Linked DNA regions of Homo sapiens: region 2 is linked to region 1. Evidence: read pairs that join two places in POLR2A ChIA-PET (ENCODE). Cell type or tissue: MCF 10A. All regions are shown on one strand.

The links. ChIA-PET counts read pairs that join two places held together with the same protein. Peaks named below come from ENCODE experiments on the same cell type or tissue, not always from the same donor. Only the 100,000 strongest peaks of a DNase experiment are listed, where the experiment ranks them.
Region 2: POLR2A ChIA-PET joins it to region 1 with 5 read pairs; 7 of 35 experiments call an interaction of 5 or more read pairs at or near these places.

What each region holds. Positions count from the first base shown.
Region 1 is chr2:202,805,077-202,810,076 of GRCh38, forward strand. All of the region lies in intron 9 of ICA1L (islet cell autoantigen 1 like), which reads right to left. Among named protein-coding and RNA genes, the nearest start is that of ICA1L, 64 kb to the right of the region's middle. In MCF 10A, no CTCF peak of the experiment used is centred here; DNase peaks (open chromatin) are centred at 2,525 and 2,885.
Region 2 is chr2:202,748,842-202,753,841 of GRCh38, forward strand. The region is part of intron 4 of FAM117B (family with sequence similarity 117 member B); the gene reads left to right. Among named protein-coding and RNA genes, the nearest start is that of FAM117B, 120 kb to the left of the region's middle. In MCF 10A, no CTCF peak of the experiment used is centred here; no DNase peak of the experiment used is centred here.

The sequences.
Region 1 (5,000 bases):
AAAGCATTAAATGAAGTGAAAGAAGCTAGACATGACAAGACCACATATTAGATGATTCTACTTACAAATGTCCAGAAAATACAAATTCATACAGACAAAAAGTACAGTAGTGGTTAGCTAGGGGTGGGAACAGGGATTATTGCAAATGGGCATAAGAGAGCTTACTGAGGGGATGAAAATGTTCTAAAATTGATTAATGGAAATGGTAGTGCCACTCAGTAATAAATTAAAAATCACTGACTTATACACTTGAAATGAGTGAGTTTCATAATACATAAAGTATATCTTGATAAAGCTGTTTTAAAAGAAAACTTGTAAGATATAGGAAAATTAAAATTTTGAGGGAATATAGCCTTAAAGAAAGAAAGAAAGAAAGATGGCTGGGCATGGTGGCTCACATCTGTAATCCCAGCACTTGAGCAGGCTGAGGCAGGAGATCACTTGAGGCCAGGAGTTCAAGACCAACCTTGGCAACAAAGCAAGACAACAACAACAACAACAAACCAGAAAGAAAAACATCAAAGTAAAGAGAAGAAAATAATAAATATAGGAACTAAAATTTATAAAACCAAAAATATTCAATAGAGAGGATTAACAAAGCCAAAAGTTGGTTTGCTAAAAGAATAATAATAATAAACCATTGGCAAGATTAATCAAGAAAAAAGGGAGAAGGAACAAATGAATATCTGAAATTTAAAAGGGGAGATAACTACTGACATGGCAAAATTTAAAAGATAAAATAATAGCATGAATAGATGTTGAGACTACGGCAATGTTCGTTATATTTCCTTTGTGACTTAAAAAAAAGTTCTGTATTTGTGGGGTATAGGATCATACGCAAATGTAATTAGTTAACCTTTTGAACACATTTTGAAGCTAGGTTAGGTATACGAGTTCATGATTACAACGGTCTCTTACATTGTTTCTTTTATCCGTATGATCTATTTATGTGTGTACTTGAAAATACCTCGGCCAGGCACTGTGGCTCACGCCTGTAATCCCAGCACTTCGGGAGGCTGAGCCGAAAGCTCCAGCCAGCCAGCCAGCCAAGGAAGTGCTTACATCACCCCTCCTCCAATCCCAGGCAGTGCAGCTTACAGCTCCAGGGGAAACTCCTTTCCGCTTGAGGAGGGGAGAAAGGAGAGTAAAGGGGACTTTGTCTTGCAACTTGGATACCAGCTCAGCCACAGTAGGATAGGGGACAAGGTAGAGTCCCAAGGCCCTCATTCCAAGCCCTAGCTCCCAGATCACATTTTTAGACATACCCAGGGCCAGAAGGGAATGCGCTGCCCTTAAAGGGAAGGACCCAGTCCTGGAAGAATTTATCAAATCCTTCCGAAGGCGGATTGCTTTGAGCCCAGGAGTTTGAGATCAGCCTGGGCAATATGGCGAAACCCAGTCTCCAAAAAAAATACAAAAAATAGCTGGGTGAGGTAGCACACACCTATAGTCCCAGCTACTCGGGAGGCTGAGGTGGGAGGATCACCTGAACCTGGGAAGTCAAGGCTGCAGTGAGCCATGATTGCACCACTGCACTCCGACGTGGCTGACAGGAGTGAGACTCTGTCTCAAAAAAAAAAAAAGAAGAAAAGGTAAAAAAAAGAAAATATTTTTTCTTTTATTTATTGGTCACCTACTATGTGCTATGGAGTTTCTCAATATTACCTCTATCCCTAATGTCCCTGGTAAGATAGGCATAAATAACTCCTATTTCAGATGAGACAACTGAGAGAGCCATAAATGATGTTTTAAAAAGCCAGGATCCAAACTCAGATTTTTCTGTTTTCAAAGCCTGTACTCTTCCTTACCACAGTGGTTCAAATATATGTCGACTGTATATATAACATGTATTTATTTTTTAAAGATAACACAAATTTCAGTATGAGGGAAAACTCAAAACTTAATCATGCAACCCTATAAACTGGACTTTTGCGTTTAAAAGCACCTATCTTTGGGGAGAGGAGGCAGGGCAAGCTGGCTTAATAGAACTCTCCAGCCATCATTTCCCCCCTGTACCCCACAGGAACAACAAATTGAACAATTATCCATACAAGAAAGAACCTTCATAACAACCAAACATCGGGTGAGAGATCACAGTACCTGGTTTTAACTACGTATCACTGAAAGAGGCACTGAAGAAGATAGGAAAGACAGTCTTGAATTGCCAACACCACCATTCCACCATCTCTTGGCAGTGGCCACATGGTGTGGAGAGAGAATCTGTACTTGTGGGAGGGAGAGTGCAGTGATTGTGGGACTTTGCATTAGAACTCAGTGCTGCCTGCCACAGCTGAAAGCAACATGGGGCAGAATTCAGCCAGTACTCACAGAGGGGGCAGTTAGACCAGCCCCAGCCAGAGGGGAACCACCCATCCCACTGGTCAGAATCTGAGTTCCAGCAAGCCCCACCATGGCAAGCTAAAGCACTCTGGGGTTCCAAATAAACTTGAAAGGCAGTCTAGGCCACAAGTACTGCAATTCCTGGGCAAGCCCTGGTGTTGTGCTGGGCTTGGAGCCAGTGGAGTTAGGGTACATGTGACCTAGTGAGATACCAGCCAGCCAGCCAGCCAAGGAAGTGCTTACATCACCCCTCCTCCAATCCCAGGCAGTGCAGCTTACAGCTCCAGGAGAAACTCCTTTCTGCTTGAGGAGAGGAGAAAGGAGAGTAAAGGGGACTTTGTCTTGCAACTTGGATACCAGCTCAGCCACAGTAGGATAGGGGACAAGGTAGAGTCCCAAGGCCCTCATTCCAAGCCCTAGCTCCCAGATCACATTTTTAGACATACCCAGGGCCAGAAGGGAATGCACTGCCCTAAAGGGAAGGACCCAGTCCTGGAAGGATTTATCATCTGATGACTAAGAGACCCTGGGCCCTGAATAAACATCAGCAGCACCCAGGCAGTACTCACCATGGGACTTGGGTAAGACCCAGGGCTGTGCCGGCTTCAGGTGTGACCCAGTGCATTCTAAGCTATGGTGCCCACAGGGAGAGACTTCCTCTGCCTGAGGTAAGGAGAGGAAAGAGTAAAGGAACTTTTTATTGCAGCTTGGGCACCAGCTTGGCCACAGTGGGGTAGAGAACCAAGAAGTCACCTGGGGTAGTCAGTTCTAGCCCTTGGCTTCTGGATGGCATTTCTGGACCTGCCCTGGGCTAAAGGGGAGCCCACTACCTTGAAGGGAGAGTCCTAAAAATGGCAGCATTCACCACAAGCTGACTGAAGAGCCTTTGGGCCTTGGGTGAGTATCAGCGATAGCCAGGCAGTACCTGCTGCAGGGAGAGACTCCTTCCGCATGAGGAAAAAAGAGGGAAGAGTGGGAAGGATTTTGTCTTACAGCTTGGGTGCCAGCTCAGCTGGTGTAGAATCGAGAACCAAGTAGATTCCTAAGGTTCCTGACTCTAGGCCCTGGCTCCCAGATGGCATTCTGGGATCTGCTCTAGGCTGGGGAGTAGCTTGCCACCCTGAAGAGAACGACACAAGCCAGGCTGGATTTGTTTCCTGCTGATGGTAGAGCCCTTGGGCCTTGAGTGAATATTGGCAGTAGCCAGGCAGTGGTAACAGGAGGCCCAGGCTGAGACCCAGTATTTTGCTGGCTTTGGAGAAACTCCATGTGTTTGGGGGGAAGTAAGGGAAAAGAACAAGAGTCTCTGCCTGGGTAATACAGGGAATTCTCCCAGATCTTACCCAAGACCACCACGGCAGTATCTCTACAATTGTGCAAGAGCCACAGCATTACTGGGCTTGGGGTGCCCCTGCCAATGCAGATACAGCTACAATGACCAAAGATTTAGATGACAACAACTCAATGTTCTTTGAATACTTGGAAAACTTTCCCAAGAAGGACAGGTACAAACAAGCCCAGACTACAAAGACTATAATAAATACGTAACTCTTCAATGCCCAGACATTAACAAACATCCACAAGCATCAAGACCATACAGGAAAGCATGACCTCACCAAACAAACTAAATAGTGTACTAGTGACCAATCCTGAAGTGACAGAGATATGTGACCTTTCAGAGAGAGAATTCAAAATAGCTGTTTTGAGGAAGCTCAGCGAAATTCAAGATAACACAGAGAAGGAATTCAGAATCCTATCAGGTAAACTTAACAAAGAGGTTAAAATAACTTTTAAAAATCAAGCAGAAATTCCAGAGTTGAAAAATTCAATTGATATAGTGAAGAACGCATCAGAGTCAACAGGAGTATTGATCAAGCAGAAGAAAGAATCAGTGAGTTTGAAGACCGGTTATCTGAAAATGCAGTCAGAGGAGACAAAAGAAAAGAGAATAGGCCAGGTGCAGTACCCCACGCCTGTAATCCCAGTACTTCGAGAGGCCAAGCGGGTGGATCACCTGAGGTCAGGAGTTCAAGACTAGCCTGGGCAGCATGGAGAAACCCTGTCTCTACTAAAAATACAAAATTAACCTGGCATGGTAGTGCATGCCTGTAATTCCAGTTATTCGGGAGGCTGAGGCAGGGGAGAATCGTTTGAACCTGGGAGGCGGAGGTTGCCATGAGCCGAGATGGTGCCACTGCACTCCAGCCTGGGCAACAAGAGTGAAACTCCATCTCAAAAAAAAAAAAATTAGCTGGGCGTGGTGGCAGACGCCTGAGGCAGGAGAATCATTTGAACCCAGGAGGCAGAGGTTGCAGTGTGCCAAGATTGTGCCATTGCACTCGAGTCTGGGTGACAGATTGAAATTCTGTCTCAAAAAACAAAAACGAAAAAAGAATAAAAAACAATGAAGCATGCCTACAGGATCTAGAAGATAGCCTCAGAAGGGCAAATATAAGAGTTATTGGCTTTAAAGAGGAGGTAGAGAAAGAGATGGGGTAGAAAGTTTATTCAAAGGGGGTAATAACAGAGAATTTCCCAAACCTAGAGAAAGATACCACTATCCAAGTACAGGAAGGTTATAGAATACCAAGCAGATTTAACCCAAAGAAGACTACCTCAAGGCATTTAGTAATCAAACTCCCAAAGGTCAACGATAAAGA
Region 2 (5,000 bases), 56 kb before region 1:
CTCACATGTTTATCGTAGCCACTCTCGGTAGCCATTGTATGGAATCAACCTAAGTGCCCATCAACAGTTGAATGAATAAAGAAAAATGTGGTTGTGTGTGTGCGTGTACATGTGTATACATAACTGATGAGTATTTCATTGTGTATTCTACAATATAAAAACTGAAGGAATGAGAGCACTGGTAGTTTATGAAACTTAGCAAAGGTTTAGAAAAAATAAATCCAATTTAGAGAGTTTCATGAAACATATATATTCATAGAGTGCAGATAAAAATGTGAGGAGTAAAAATATTTTACTATTTGGTTTGGCATTATGAATCAAAGTCCTGAAAAATCTTTACTATCCTTTATGTCCCCCCAGGAAAATAGCTCCTCACCCCAGGAATTTATTCTAAGGAAGTATTTACATATGTGTGCAAATAATTGTCTAGGAGGATGTGCATGACAGTATGGTTCTGTAATAGTGAAAAATTGAAAACTATTTGTTTAATAGAGCATTGATTTCTTAAGTAATGCCCTCATAAAAAAATTATGCAACTATAAAAATGATTTGGTTAAACGTTTTAAAGCATAGAGATAGGTTACAGGTCTGGTATAATGTTAAAAAAAAAAAACCACTGGGTTCAGAACACTAGGTACGATCTGTTTCTGGTTAAAAGTGTATATGTATATAGAAGAAAAAGGACTAGATAGAAGAGTTTTTATAAAATTATTAATAGTTGTTATCTCTGGTGATTGACATGTATTTAATTTTCTTTCTTCACTGAATATTTTTTTTACTTTTGCAATAAAGAAAACAATGGCAGTCCAGGCACAGTGACTCATGCTTGTAATCCCTGTACTTTGGGAGGTCAAGGCTGGGAGGATCACTTGAGGCCAGGAGTTTGAGACCAGCCCGGGCAACATAGTGAGACCCTATCTCTAATTATATTTTTAAAATTATTTAAATAAAAAAAGAGTAAACAATGAAGTTAAAAATAGTTTCTCAGGGCAGACTTTTTATGGACATATTCAAGTTCTCTGGATCACTATATCTCTGGCTTATGTTTAAGTATGTTCTTAAGTCTATTGAAAACTGTAGAAATAAAAAAAATTAAAGGTGAGTGTATTAGTCTCTTCAGGCAGCCATAACAAAATATTATGCATAGACTACGTGACTTTACACAACAGAAATTTATCTTCCAGTTCTGGAGACTCTTAAGTGCAAGATCAAGGTGCCAGCAGGGTTGGTATTTGGTTGAGGGTTCTCCCCTTGGGTTGCAGACAGCTCCCTTCTTGCTGTGTGCTTATATGAGCTCTTCGTGTGCATGGGAATGGGAGGTGACTCTCTGGTGTCCTCTTGGACCGGGGCTGCCTCCCCCATATGACCTAATTTAAACTTTACTGCTGAGTGGGCACAGTGGCTCATGTTTGTAATGTCAGCACTTTGAGAGGCTGAGGCTGTCTGATTGCTTGAGCCCAGGAGTTTGAGGCCAGCCTGGGCAACATGGTAAAACCCTGTCTCTACCAAAAAAGTACAAAAATTAGCCAGGCATGGTGGCATGTGCCTGTAATCCCAGCTACTCGGGAGGCTGAGGTGGGAGGATCGCCTGAGGCCAGGAGGCAGAGGTTGTAGTGAGCCAAGATCATGCCACTGCACTCCAGCCTGGGCAACAAGGTGAGACCCTGTCTCAAACAACAACAACAAAACAAAACTCAACTACTGCCTTAGATGCCCCATGTCCAAATACAGCCACATTGGCAGTTAGGGCTTCAACATATGATTTTGGGGGGACACACACATCCATATACCAGCCTTGTTGAACAAGCATCTTATATGTTCTAGGCTCTGTGCTTGGCAGTGGCACTAAAGAGATTAATAAGACATAGTTTCTCTCCTCAGGTTAATTGTAGAAAAATAATCCAAAAGAAAAAAATACCACCTCTGTTCCCAGGTGTAGCTTGCTTCTGATATTTTGGGGAAATAGTCTTTTTTTCTGGGTGAAATATAAATCTGTGTGTGTGTCTGTTTTATACGCATGCATTGGCTTTTGGTTGAATAAACATGAAGGGGCAAAGGAAGAATGTTCTTTTCACTTCCTGCTTTTGTGAAATATCTGGCGTATATGAAACTTTTGTTCCAGTAGGTAGAACAGAAAATGTTGAGAAATTAGGTGTGTAGGTTTCTAGAGAGAAATTATAGAATTTATTCTATAAACATAGAATTTATGTTTATATTTGAGGAAAGGGAAAATCAAAAAATATAAGGGCTAAACCCTTGAAGACATATAGATAAGCTTTAGTCCCATAATTTTCTGTTTGCAAATTTGCAAAATTATTTTACAATTCACCTAAAAATTGCATCATTCTTTACAGATCACTCTGTGTTACTTGAAGTTTATAGCTCAGCTGACTACTGCAGGTTACATCAGAAATTTGAGTTTTTATACCTATGGAGTGTTAGTGACTTAAAGTTTTATTGTCTGACCAGTACTTGATTTATGACATTGATTGTGCTTTAGCCACCCACTAAACTGTATATAGAGTTGTCACCGCTTATGAAAGCTGAAAGGGTCTAACCAGGACAAGTGTTCACATCAAATGAACTAGACTAAGAGAATAGATCTATGGATATGGCTAAGATCTTCCTCAAAAAAATAGTTTTGAGGCTGGACACAGTGGCTCACGCCTGTAATCCCAGCACTTTGGGAGGTCCAGGTGGTGGATCACCTGAGGTCAGGAATTTGAGACCAGCCAGGCCAACGTTGCGAAACCTCATCATCTCTACTAAATATACAAAAATTTAGCTGGGCGTTGTCGCGGGTGCCTGTAATCCCAGCTACTCGGGAGGCTGAGGCACAAGAATCACTTGAACCCGGGAGGCTGTGGTTGCAGTGAGCTGAGATTGCACCACTGCACTCCAGCCTAGGAGACAGACCGAGACTCCATCTCAAAAAAAAAAAAAAAAAAAAAAATAGGTTTTGACAATTGTATATCTGTGCACCAAAGATCTGAGCTATGGAGAGTGGCTCAAAAATATAAGTTGAATTTTTAAAAATTATATAAATTTTCTCTATAAAACACTTATAGAACACCCAAACTTAAAATTTTCTTTCCTTTGGTAGTGGATGCTGAGAATGGAAAAGGGATCAGAAAGAAGAGATGGAAGTAAAGGGAATAAGTAATACAGAAGCTTGAGGCTGTGGGGAATGTGGGAACAGAGGGACTTATAAAAAGGGAAAAATTAGGAGACACTATATGTGAAAGAAAATAAGTGACACTTGAAAAAAATGTGAAAAGATAATTATTTTAAGAATAAAATACATAATAGGGAAAATACAAAATAAAAATTGCAGCTACTGTTTTCTGAGCATTCATGCTTTAGACGCCAGGCACCATACCAGGTTTCCTGTCATTTCATCTTTAAAGCCATGAGGTAGGTTTCTGTGTCCTGTGTTACATATGAGGACCCAACACTAACTGAGCAGTGGAGACATCCTCTCTCAGCACTTCTGCGTGGAGCTTCCCCTTGGCCTTTTTTAATCACAGATTTCTTGTGTTTGCCAAGGATTCTTGTTGTATTTATTATGCTTTTTCTTTTTTTTTTTTTTTTCCAGTTCTGAAGGGGAGCAGGAATAAAAGGAGAAATAGAGATTTAACACTAAGTTCTGTATCAGACAGCAAGATTATCAGGGAATAAAACTGATGGTCATTGATTAGAATCATTTCTAATCAGTGTTACCTTTGTCTTCCTTTGTCTTTGTCTGTTACCTTTGTCTTCTTGCCCACCTCTTCCTGAAAGAGGTTTTCCAAAGAAACTTTCCTAAATGAAGGATAGGTTAATCACATTTCTTTGCTAGACAGCAGAAGAATCTGCAAGATGTTTATCTGGCACACTGATGTTACTAGCTTTGGCGGATACCTCTGTTAATGCTTGTTTCATATTTTATTTTGAATATCTTGTCAGGAAACAAGTAATATCCTGTAATTATGTAACCAGATAGTTCTTTCCAAAAGTAATACTGTGACAATAAAAACATTTTTAATTTAAAAATCTCTACATAGATTTTGGAAGTGGTTCTGTTAAATAAATAAGTCATATTGTGAAAATGGCCATACTGCCCAAAGTAATTTATAGATTCAATGCTATTCCCATCAAACTACCATTGACATTCTTTACAGAATTAGAAAAACTATTTTAAATTTCATATGGAATCAAAGAAGACCCTGTATATAGCCAAGACAATCCTAAGCAAAAAGTACAAAGCTGGAGGCATCATGCTACCTGACTTCAAACTATACTATAAGGCTACAGTAACCAAAACAGCATGGTACTGGTACCAAAGCAGACATATAGACCAACGGAGCAGGACAGAGACCTTAGAAATAACACCACACATCTACAACCATCTGATCCTTGACAAACCTGACAAAAACAAGCAATGAGGAAAGGATCTCCTATTCAGTAAATGGTGCTAGGAAAACTGGCTAGCCATATGCAGAAAACTGAAACTGGACCTCTTCCTTATACCTTATACAAAAATTAAGATGGATTAAAGACTTAAATGTAAAACCCAAAAGCATAAAAACCCTAGAAGAAAACCTAGGCAATACCATTCAGGACACAGGCATGGGCAAAGACTTCATGACAAAAACACCAAAAGCAATTGCAACAAAAGCCAAAATTGACAAATGGGATCTAATTAAGCTAAAGAGCTTCTGCTCAGCAAAAGAAACTATCATCAGAGTGAACAGGCAACCTACAGAATGGGAGAAAACTTTTGCAATCTACCCATCTGACAGAGGTTTAATATCCAGAATTTACAAGGAACTTAAACAAATTTACAAGAAAAAAGCAACCCCATCAAAAAATGGACAAAGGATATGAACAGACTCTTCTTAAAAGAAGACATTTACACGGCCAACAAACATGTAAAAAAAAAAAAACATGAAAAACTCAACATCACTGATCATCAGAGAAATGCAAATGAAAACCACAATGTGATACCATCTCACGCCAGT